Linked DNA regions of Homo sapiens: region 1 is linked to region 2. A link is a contact called in ENCODE Hi-C or POLR2A ChIA-PET data. All regions are on one chromosome and are shown on one strand. The core of a region is the stretch at or near the end of the contact, and the rest is flanking DNA. Distances in the headings are between cores, read along the strand shown.

Region 1 (5,956 bases), core at 30-2,529, 740 kb after region 2:
GCTGATCTAATACTGTTAACTGGACTCCAGACCTTACTCAGATTTTACCACTTTTTACAGGGGGTCCTGTGTTTGTGTAGATCTATACAATTTTAACCTACATTTTAATAACCCTGTCTGTCTGGTTTATTCTGCATTTGTGCAGTGCTTTAAATGAAAAGATGTCTAGAAGATGAAAGTAAATTCCCTTTCTGTGTGTGTGCACATAGTGGGGAGGGTGGGATGGGTAGTTAAATGTCTGAAAGCAGTCAAGTCAATCATTTTGATGATCAGTGTGCCTCCCTCTTCCAGGCAGAGCCCCATGCAGGCATCTGTCTGGAATACCTTCCACAGGGCCACCTAATTTGTTAAGGGGAAGATAGCGTGGGGCACACACAGCCACAATTTGCTGTACCTCCGACTTTGTCAGGGATTAATGATTCCATTTCATATTTGACAAATCATGTATTTCTGATTGAAGAATGACTGAATTGCAAGCTGGAAGTTTCCAAATGAAATCATTTAACGAACTGGCTCAGTTCTTAGGGCACCTGAATATGCCCTTAAAATGTGAAACGTCTTTTCCTTCTTTTGTTGTTTCTTCTCATATTCACAAGGCTTAGGAACAGCACAGTGGGATTTTTCTCCTCACCTGCTTCAGAGCATTACCTTAGGAGTGAGAATTAAACCATAACGCAGAGAAAACCCTTTCCCAAGAGTTAAAGTCACTGAAAATGGTGGGGAGCTCCATGCACCCTCAAAATAAGCTCTGATTACAAGGCTGTGATTTGTTTACCGAAAAAGGGGCACACATTCTTCCTTCTCCAAAAGACAGATCACAAGAGGGTCTGCAGCAGTCCCATGGAAAACATCCATGACCTTTGTTCTGGATCTGGGCTGTGGGGATAGAAGGGGGCCAAGCCTCTGGTTTGTTCTTAGCAGGGGCTTCTTGATGAACAAGAATCAAGTCAGAACAAGATGGCATTAGTGAGGCTCCGAGCTGAGCCACAGGGGGCCTGTCATGTATGGTCCCTGTCTCAGCCAGCACTGATGTGGGGTTTCAGGGAAGGTTTTCTGTGTCAAGTGCCTGGTGTCCTACGATGGCCCTGCCTCTGAACTGAAGTACTCCCTGACTTGCTTTCATTTTCCTTTTCATGTATAAAAAGAGTCAAAGTCCCTGTGCCCGGGCGTTCTGGAAGTGTGCTTGGAGGGCCTCCATCGCTGGCTTTGCCAAGGCTCCCGAGGCGAGGGCCACGTGTGTCCAGACACGGCTCTCAGCAGCTTATCTCCTTTGCCAGGCCAGACCCGGCCAGGCCATGAGGCTGATTTTTGGTGGAGACGCAGCAGACGTTTACCCAGCCCTGCAGGGAAAACCTAACCCAGATGAGAAGTCGGTAGCCATTGGGAACACGTGTGTGCCACGACTCGGCCACATGCCCCCGGTGCACGTGTTACTGCTGCATTCTGGGTGTGGGGGGCATATGTAGCCATAGGCAGACTGTGGATCTACCTAATGTGGCTTATTTCCTTGAGGGAGGGGACTGGGCGTTTCTGTTGTCCCTCCCAAATCACATGTGTGCCTGACTCACGCTGGAGTCACAGAAAGAAAGGAATCAGCCATGCAGGCCAGTGACTTGGGCCCCAGACCTGGGGACCCACCTGGACTTCTCTTCCTGTCATACTCTATTTTGAGAGTCACCTAGTGCTGGCTGTATGTGTCACATATTCAGTCCCTTCTTGCATTTCTCACCACGTGGAGTGCCGTCATCCTGGTCTAAGCCGTCATCCTCCTGTCTGGACTCCTGGCACTGCCTGCAAGTGGCCACCCAGTTTTGCCCGTCGTACCCTCCTCACCCCCCACCAGCAGCCAGTGCAAGGTGATTGCATCACTGCCTGATTAAGCCCCCCAGTTCCTCCCATAATCCACTGATCCCAGTTAAGATCAACCCATGCCCCTTACTCTGTGGGAATCTGTCCCTGTCCCCTTGCAGCCTTGTGTCCCACCACGCACACCCTTCCCCACTGCTTCCAGCCACAGGGGCCCGCTTGCTTCTCCTGGAGCATACCAAGTTCATTCTCACTTTGGGACATCTGTGTGACTGCTCCCTCCACCTAAGATGCTCTTCTCCCAGATCACCACATGGCCACTTCCTTACCTCACCTACCCCTCTGCTCCAATGCCATCTCCTTATCTAAGACAGCAGGCCCACCCCCACCGCCCTGCCTGTCATTGTCCACCTTCATTTTCCTTCCTGGCCTGATCACCACTGGACAGTTTCAGTAAATATCTTTAGTTGCCTATGTGCCTATTTCCTGGCCCACACTGGAGCACAAGCTCCATGAGGCCAGGGGACTTGTTTGCTTTGTTCTGATGCTGATCATAGGCCCCTGCACTCATGACTACTTGTTGATTGAATGAATGCTCTTAACCAAGAGGGAAGGACAGTTTGTGAACATCACACACTGATACCCTTGCAGGGCTGTGTTGCCACATGAGGGAGGGTGTGGGGGTGGAGGTGGCAGTGCTCCTTCCCTAGGGCCACTGCACACACTCCACAGCTTCCCAGACAAACCCACCAGGGCTGCGCTAGTTAAGGCTGCAGGCTCCTCCTGTTCAGGGATTCTCCTTTGCAGCCACAGGTAAGCTCAGCTTCCCCTTTGTGGTTTAAGTCTTTGATTCCCCACCCCTATGTCTTTGCTAAAGCAGTTTCTTTTCCTTAGAATAGCTCCTGTTCCGCCCCGACTCCCCCTGCCCACGAAGCAACACCGCCCCCCACTGCCACTTTCCATGTCTGCTTGGCAAAATCATGCCCCTATTTCAACAGCCTGCTCAAATTTCTAACACTTTTCTAGCCCCCACCCTGAAGTTTTGTTGAGTTTTTTTTTTTTTAATTTCCACAACCAGAAATTAACTTCATAAATGCTGGCCATCAGAATGCTGTGTTGGTACTGCTCCTATGACACGTATCATGATTCATTCAATTAAACAAAGATTGACTGAGCACCTACTATGTATCAATTTCTTTACTGAGTGTGGAGGCTTAAAGATGAGGACAAAGCCACCCTCTTTAACATGGCTACCAATAGTTACAGTCACTTACTGCTACTGAACATTTGCTATGTGCCAGGCACTGTCAAAGTGCTTTATGTGGTTTACGTGGTTATCTAATTTTTTTGAGACAGGGTCTTGCTCTGTCACCCAGGCTGGAGTGCAGTGGCGCGATCTCAGCTCACTGCACCCTCCGCCTCCCAGGTTCATGCGATTCTCCTGCCTCAGCCTCCCGAGTAGCTGGTGTTACAGACACGTGCCACCACACCCAGCTAATTTTTGTATTTTCAGTAGAGATGGTGTTTCGCTATGTTGGCCAGGCTGGTCTCAAACTCCTGTCCTCAAGTGATCTGCCTGCATCGGCCCCCAAAGTGCAGGGATTACAAAGTGCTGGGTGAACTACAGCGCCTGGCCCGCTGTTATTTAATTTAATATGCCCAATATTCCACCAAGGAGAAAACAGAAAACTGACTCAGAGAGATAGAGTAGTTTGTCTAAGTTTGCACAGCTATTAATGAAGATGCTGGAGTTTGAACCTGGATAGTTTGGTTCCCAAACCCCACACTTATTCATTAGGCTAAACTACCAGGTGATGTCATGAAGCTATTTATTTATTTTAAGTCATTCATTCACTGAAAAAAAGTTCCTGAGCAATCTGTGTGTGTTAAGCACTTTGTGTGGCTTCTTCAGAGGAGGTGACATTTTGACAGAGACTTGAAGGATGTGTAGAGTTTTCATGGATCAAAAAGGAGGGGCTGGGTGCAGTGGCTCACGCCTGTGATCCCAGCACTTTGGGAGGCTGAGGCAGGCAGATCACTTGAGGCCAGGAGTTAGAGACCAGCCTAGCCAACATGGTGAAAGCCCATCTCTACTAAAAATACAGAAAATTAGCCAGGCATGGTGGCATGCATCTGTGGTCCCAGCTACTTGGGGGGCTGAGGTGGGAGAATTGCTTGAATTCAGGAGATGGAGGCTGCAGTGAGCCAAAATGGTGCCACTGCACTCCAGCCTGGGTGACAGAGCAAGACTCTGTCTCAAAAAAAGAGAAGAAGAAGGAAAAAAAAAAAAGGAATGAAAGAAGGACATTGAGCTTTCAGGCAGAGGGGAAGGCATAAGCTGTGGCACACAAAGGAGAAAATTCCGGATTGGGAAATGGTGATAAGCCTTTGTTCCTTGACGGGAAAGATGGCAACAAGGGCTTCATCTCACAGGCTAGCTTGTGTTGCTTGGGGGTGGCTGCCTAGAGCATGGTGTTGAGTAGGATTCTGAGGATGAGTCTGCACTTACTGAGAAAGAGTGCCATGTCCATCAGTTACTGTCTGCCATGGAGTGGAAATGTGGACTAGCAGCACACTTGCTGTGGTTTATTTTCCAAGGTATAATCTCAGGTGTGACATGGGCAATTCAAGAAGTAAGACTGGATAAGCAGTTTAGGAACACTCTTGGAAGGTTCTTAAATGCCCTAATGTTTAGCTTTATGAACACTTCTCTGATCTTCCCTCTTAAATAAGAAACTCTGGGGCAACATGGCAGTTTTCTTCTTCTCCACTCTTTTCGTTTCAAAAATGCATTCTCATCTTCAGATCCAATGGACTGGAAGTATGATTTTTTATAACAAAATTTCATTACAACAAAATGATTGAAAGTTAAGTCAAGTGTTGGAACCAGCCTTGACTTGTCTTTGTGAAAAAAAATGGTTTATGCAGCAGGACTATTCAAGTCAATGTCATGATAGTACTTTTAGTAGTTATAAACTATATATTTGGCATTAAAAAAAACAGACCTAGTTCCTTTTTTTCCAGTTAATCATGGTAGTCTGAATTTTTCAGTAATAACACTAATTAATGCCTAGCATCTACATTCCCCTTTATGATTTTTCGAAACACTTTTTTCACACACATTGTCTCATTTAATCCTCATAATAGTACCATGGGAAAGACAGTATTATTCTCAACCTTTCTTTAACAAAGAGGAAAACCGAGGCTCAGGGAGTTTGTTTAACTGGAGTCCAGACTTCCTGATTCTTTTGACTTTGCTATGCCGCCTCTCTGAAATATGCTAATACAGTCCTAACCCAGGTTCTAAATTAGAAAGAATACTTTTTTTAAAGTTGAATTTTTATCGATGTGAATCATCCTGTTTTCTTCACCCACTGGACTTTGTGTCTTTGAAGCGGATTGGGCAGACTTGGAGGCCGAGGGTGGGGAGGCCTTGGGATGTAGCTGGCTCCTTCTATATGCCTGCCCGGAAGTGCTCAGAGCTTTTGTTCTTTTCTTTCGTAGACGAAAAAGTAATACGTGTACACGGTAACAATAAAAAAATTTAAATAGCGTGAAAAGGTTTAGGGGAACGAGTAAGTTTCCACACCCCTCCCCCTCGAATCTTCTGGTCCTTTTCCCAGAAGTAAATTCATTAGCAACAGTTTCTTGTGTTTCCTTCTAGAAATGTTCTCTGCACATACAAGCGTTAAGTTGTGTCCCGTTTTCTTCCTGCACAAATGAGAGGATTCTAGAAACAGACCTGCGCTCATTAACAATACAGTAGATTTTTCTGTACCAGGACATGCTGCCGACCTCATTCTTTTCAACAGCTCCTTAGCGTTGCATCGCCTGACAGACCGTAATTTATTTAACCTATCTTTTGCTGATGATCATGCTGTTGCTTTTAACCACAAGGCTTCACTGAACATCCCTGTACATGTATCTCTGTGCACACTCATAAGCATGTTTGGAGGATAAATTACTAGGAGTAGAACTGGTTTTATTCTTAAGATTCCTGCCATCGAATGTTCCACAGACTTCCTTAGGAACCTGCTTCACTGCCTAGTATCCTTTCTGGAGGAAGTTCTGACCTAAATCATATCTGCTAGAAAATCGAGTTTTTATTCTCAGACTTTGGCTTTAAAGAAAATTAAACACCTTATTGGCC
Region 2 (6,101 bases), core at 3,591-6,090:
CTACACTCAGTAAGGATATAGAATACTGAAACAAAATTGCCTACTAGACCTAATTGACAATTATGGAACAGAAACAGCAGAATAAGCATGCTTTTCAAGTACATATGAAACAAACAAGATAAAACATATTCTGGATCATAAAAGTAAGTAAACAGCTAAAATCATACATATTTTATTCTTGACCATAAGAGAATTAAACTAGAAATCAATCAGAGAAAGATAGTGGTAAACAACACATTTATAAATAACCCATGGGTTATTAGAACCCATAAAATCACAAGAGAATTTTTTTAAATTTTAATTGGGTGAAAATGGCAATAGACTATATCCTAATTTATAGACACAGATAAACCAGTACATAGAAAGAAATTTAGAGCATTTAATTAGAAGAGAATAAAGGTCTCAAATCAAAAATTTAAATTTCACCTAAATAGCTTTAAAAATGCAAATTAAATCCAAAGCAAGCAGAAAAAAATAATAAAGGAAAAAAATCAGAGCGATTGAAAACAGAAAAACAATCAAACCAAGAGCTACTTCTTTGAAAGTATTGATATAATTGATAAATCTCTAGCCAGATTAATTAGGGAAAAAGAACACATGGCCAGGTGCGGTGGCTTATGCCTTTAATCCCAGCCCTTTAGGAGGCCAAGGCGGGCGGATCACGAGGTCAGGAGATCGAGACCATCCTGGCTAACACGGTGAAATCCTGTCTCTACTAAAAATACAAAAAATCATCTGGGCGTGGTGGCAGGCGCCTGTAGTCCCAGCTACTCAGGAGGCTGAGGTAGAAGAATGGCGTGAACCCGGGAGGCGGAGCTTGCAGTGAGCCGAGATCATGCCACTGCACTCCAGCCTGGGCGACAAAGCGAGATTTCACCTCAAAAAAAAAAAAAAAAAAAGAACACATATGACAGTATAAGGAAGGAAGGAGGGGCTATCACTACAAATCCTACAGACACTAAAAGGAATATAAGGGGATCATATAAACAATTTTATACCAGTAAATTCGTTAAAATAAATTAAGTGCGGCAACTTCTTGAAACATAAAAACTACAAAAGCTTACAGAAGAAGAAATAGATAACCTGAATGGCCTGCATATATTTTTAATTGAATTTTTTTAATTAAAAATGTGTCCATAAAGAAAACTCTAGGCACCAGTGACTTTGCTGGGAACTCTACCAAATATTTAAGGAGCAAATAATATTAATTCTACATAAATTCTTCCAGAAAATAAGGAACACTTCCCAACTTATTTTATAAGATCATCATTAACTGGTATCGAAAGCAGACAAAGTGTTACAAGAAAAAAAAAAACTACAAAGAAATATCTTTTTTTTTTTTTTTTTGAGACAAGGTCTGGCTCTATCACCCAGGCTGAAGTGCAGTGGTGCGATCTCTGCTCACTGCAACCTCTGCTACCCAGGTTCAAGCCATCCTCCCACCTCAACCTCTCAAGTAGCTGGGACTACAGGTGCGCACTGCCACACTGGCTAATTTTTGTATTTTTTGTGGAGATAGGGTTTTGCCATGTTGCCCAGGCTGGTCTCAAACTCGTGAGCTCAAGCGATCTGCCCACCTTGGCCTCCCAAAGTGCTAGGATTACAGGCATGAGCCATCGCGCCTGGCCACAAACCAGTATCTTTCATAAATACAGTTACAAAATCTTCAGCAAAATGTTAGCAAATTGAGTCAAGAAATATATAAAAAGAATAATGCATCATAACCAAGTGGAATTTATCTCAGGAATACAAAATTGGTGCAACATTCAAAGCCAATCAGTATTATTCATCATATCAACATGAGCAGGAAAAATAATATGAACATATCTACAGATATAAAAAAGTACTTAACAAAGTTCAACATCCATTCATGATAAAACTCTCAGAAAACTAGGGATAGAATAGAGCTTCCTCAACCTGCAAAAAAGCATCTGCAAAACATTGCACTGGAGGCATTATCCAGTACAGTAAGTCAAGAAAAAGAAATAAAAGGCACACGGATTGGAAAGGAAGAAGTAAAACTGTCTTTAGTTCATTATGATACATGTACCTGGAAAATCTTAAGTAATCTACAGAAAAGGTACTATAACCAATATATAAGTTTAGCAAGTTCTCAGAATACATGGTAAATAGATTAATATCAATTGCATTTCTGTATGTTAAAAATAAAAAATTAAAACTTAAGTCACCATTTATAATAGCGTCAAAAACCACAAAATACTTAAGGGGAAAATCTCAACAAAGAGTATGCAATATTTGTGTGCTGAAACTACAAAACACTGACAAGAGAAAATAAAAACAACATAAATAAATGAAAAGATAAACTGTGTCCATGGGCCAGAAAATTTAATATTGCTAAAAATCTCGATTCTCCCCAAATTGATCTACAGATTCAACATAATCCCAATCCAATTTTCAACAATTTTTGTAGTAATTTATAAGAGGATTCTAAAATTTATATAGCAAAGCAAAGGACCTAGAATAGCCAAAATAATTTTGGGAAAAAAAGGAACAAATTTGGAGGACTTTGATCTCAAGGCTTACTATAAAGTTACAAAAAGCAAGACAGTGTGGTATTGTATGATGAACAAATAGATCAATGGAACAAAATAGAGAGCCAGAAATTTTGTGTGTGTGTGTGTAATTGATTTTCGACAAAGGTGCCAAGGAAATTAGCAGAGAAAGGATAGGTTTTTCAGCAAATCAGTAATGGAAATACTGGATATCCATATGCAAAAAAAAAAAAAAAAAAGCTTACCTTGCACCATATACAATAATTAACTCAAATGGATCACAAAATGGATCACACTTCTACATTTAGGATCACAGACCTAAATGTAGAAGCTAAAACTATAAAACTTCTAGAACAAACAAACATAGTAGAAACTTTTTTAAGACCTTGAGTTAGGCAAACACTTTTAGGTAGGGAACAAAAAGCACAAATCATAAAACAATTGATAAAAATTTATGTCACCAAAATTAAGCATTTTTCTCTTTCAAAGACCCAGTTGAGAAAATGAAAAGATAATCCACAGACTGGGCAGGGTGTGGTGGCTCACGTCTGTAATCCCAGCACTTTGGGAGCCTGAGGCAGGCAGATCACTTGAGATCAGGAGTTCAAGACCAGCCTGGCCAACATGGTGAAACCCCATCTCTACTGGAAACATAAAAAATTAGCTGGGCATGGTGGTGGATGCCTGTAATCCCAGCTATTCAGGAGGCGAAGGCGGGAGGATCACTTGAACCTGGGAGGCAGAGGTTGTAGTGAGCCGAGATCACACCACTGCACTCCAGCCAGGGTGACAGAGGAAGACTCCGTCTCAAAAAAAAAAGATAATCCACAGACTGGGAGAAAATATTTGCAAGACGCACATCTGATAAAGACTTACATCATATAGAAAGAATCCTTACAACTCAACAATAAGAAGACAACACTATTTTTTTTTTAATGGGCAGAAGATTTGAAGACTACCTCACCAAAAAAGATATAAGCACATAAGAAAATGCTTAATATCATTAGTCATTAGGGAAATGCAATAAAAGCTACAATAAGATACTATTACACTTCTACTAGAGAAGTATAATTAATTAATAAAAATAAATAAAAGACTGGCAGCATCAAGCGCTATCAAGGACGCAAAACAATTGGAACTCTCAGAATTGCTTGTGGGAATGGAAAATGATACAGCCACTTTGGAAAAGTGTGACAGTTTCTCATAGAATGAAACATTACACTTACCATACAAGTCAGCAATTCCAATCCTAGGTATTTATCCAAGAAAAAAAGAAACAAATATCCAAGCAAAATCGTATACTAGAATGTATATATCAGCTTTACTTATAATCTCTAAAACCAGAAAGCAACCCAATGCCCTTCACACAATGATGAATAAACAAGCCATTGTACATTCAAACACTGAAATATTACTCAGCAATAAAAAGGAACAGAACTACTGAAATATCAACAAAATGGATGAATCTCAAAAGCACTGTGTTAATGCCAGAAAGCAGGCACAAAATGTACAAACTGTATGATTTCATTTATATGAGTCACAAAAAGGCAAGGATCTCAATCAATCTGTGCATCCTCAGTGCCTAGCATGTTATAAAATATCCAATAAATGCTAGGTGGTGGACGGATAGACGAGGAATAATTGCAGGGAGGGTAAACTGCAAGAAAGTGATACATTGACGAGAAAGCAGAAAGGTACTTGGGGGCCCAAGTCCACCCACAGGACGGAAAAAGTGAGGGAAGGCATGGTCCAAGCTACCTTCAGTGAGTCCAGCAGCTTAAAAAATTAGACCCTGTAAATGACTACAGGAATAGATAAATGAGTAAGCGTTTCTCTGGTCTGAAAAAAAGGTGTGATGCGCCCCACCCTTCTTTAAAAATCTATTAACCACGCCTGGGGCTGAGGCAGCACAGCTTGCACCGGACAGGGAGGTGGGGTTTTTTTGTTTTGTTTTGTTTTTGTTTTTGTTTTTGTTTTTGTTTTTGTCTGTTTGTTTTTTGAGCACCAGAGCGGAGCTGGAGAGGTCAGAGGCGAGCTCTGGCTTGGGTGAGGAGGGTGAAGAAGAGACATCGCCGCGGCCCCGCCCGTCTGCATCCCTTCCCACTCGGCCTCACTTACCCAGGCCTGCCGTTCCAGCTGAGAGTACAAATTGGAGCCCTTGAGCTTTTGGACTATCTGGGCAATAATGAGAGAGAGGTCCGACTCCTCCTGCAACATTTCCCCTGCCCTAGCCCGCCAAGCCGCGGGGACAGGCCGCCGGCGCGGAGCGAACGGGCTACCGGGTCCCACTCAGGGCCAGTGACACTTCTCCGGGACCTTATTACACTGGGACTCCTCCAGCGGGCGTTACCAGGCAACTGCCGAGCCTTGTGTCCGTCCCTCTCTGGTCCCCTCAGCGCCTGAAGGCCACAGCATCTGCGTTCCGCCGGCGGAAAAAGACCGGGGCGGGGAGGACGCTTTTCACACCGTTGTTCCTGCCTTGTCTATGGTTGAAAGGCAAGAAAGCTCATTCTTTCAGAGCCACAGCGCCTCTGATGCACAAGGGGGACACGGAGAATTGTGCGTTTTACTATATAAAGGATCATTCTCTTCCACCTCTCAATTTCTGCAGAAACAGGACTGTGGCACGCAATGATACTGCGAATTACAACCACGAATTGTTAGGCTCTGACACTACCTGCGTAAACGTGTTACAGTTTCCGCCTCTGTAAAATAACACCCAGTTTGCAGGATGTTGTGATGATTAGCTGAGGTAAAAATCGTGAAGGTGCCTAGCACTGTACCATAGCACTCCATTTTACTTCATTTTCTCTCGTTTCTATTCTCTAGAGTCTTATACCAGGAATAAGTAGACAATCTCGTCTCATCTAACAACTACAAATTAACCAACAGGCATTATTTGTAGGTTTTCTGCAAAGCATTAGCAATTCAAGGATGAATAAGACATTGTCCAAGTCTTCCAGGAATTTACCGTCTAGATTCATCCTCTTCCGTATATTCATTCATTCAAGCATTTATTCATAATTCATTCAGCTTTCAACTTATTGAACATTTACATAAAAGGAACTGTGTGGGCACAAAGGTTTAATAAAATATGGTTCTTGCCTTCAAGGAAATGCACAAAAGATTTTTAGCAGAACTAAAAGTAACTGACTTAAATTATTGAATGACATCCCCAAAGGCCAACGGCACCTCCCTTCCCCCCCCAAAAAAGGCCTAGTGAAAAATACATTAGAATAACCTCACAAAAATAATCAAAATTGAGTTCAAATGTGTATATGCATATTTTAAGCAAAGCAGAAGTAGGATTTTAAGAAAACAAACCAAGATTGCTGCAAAAGCTACTCTAGACTAACTAGAAACAAAGAGATCTCATTCAATCAAATGTAGATTCTAATTCAATAGGACTCTGGTGAGAACTGGTAAACCGCATTTCTGACAAGTCCAAGAAATTATGATGCCGATGGTCCAAAGACTACATTCTGAATAGCAAAGGACTAAAGCAGGAAATAATATGAATTCAAAGGGACTGGACCCGGGCCTCTATGCACAGCACTCTGACATTTATAACACCACCATCCAGAATAC

What was found. Hi-C counts contacts between places; a loop is a spot of excess contacts on that map. ChIA-PET counts read pairs that join two places held with the same protein, here RNA polymerase II (POLR2A). Pooled maps may share reads with other maps.
Region 1: a pooled map shows a loop between it and region 2 (5-fold over the local background). The contact joins the enhancer-like site here to the promoter of TBC1D19 in region 2. A Hi-C loop is called at or near these places in 2 of 168 maps with a recorded cell type or tissue (CD4-positive, alpha-beta memory T cell and CD8-positive, alpha-beta T cell), 3 of 37 single-sample maps with no recorded cell type and 7 of 50 pooled maps. POLR2A ChIA-PET finds 5 or more read pairs at or near these places in 4 of 52 experiments (CD4-positive, alpha-beta T cell, CD8-positive, alpha-beta T cell, activated CD4-positive, alpha-beta memory T cell and 1 more).

What each region holds. Positions count from the first base shown.
Region 1 is chr4:25,839,159-25,845,114 of GRCh38, reverse strand. All of the region lies in intron 2 of SEL1L3 (SEL1L family member 3), which reads left to right. Among named protein-coding and RNA genes, the nearest start is that of SEL1L3, 21 kb to the left of the region's middle. RefSeq lists an enhancer at 814-1,582. Within about 2 kb of position 1,279, at least 11 of the 41 ENCODE cell types and tissues checked have a DNase peak (open chromatin) inside an H3K27ac peak, as active enhancers do.
Region 2 is chr4:26,582,823-26,588,923 of GRCh38, reverse strand. TBC1D19 (TBC1 domain family member 19) reads right to left here and starts at 4,840. Exons shown (of 21, transcript NM_018317.4): 1 at 4,632-4,840. The coding sequence starts at 4,730. RefSeq lists an enhancer at 4,523-4,612.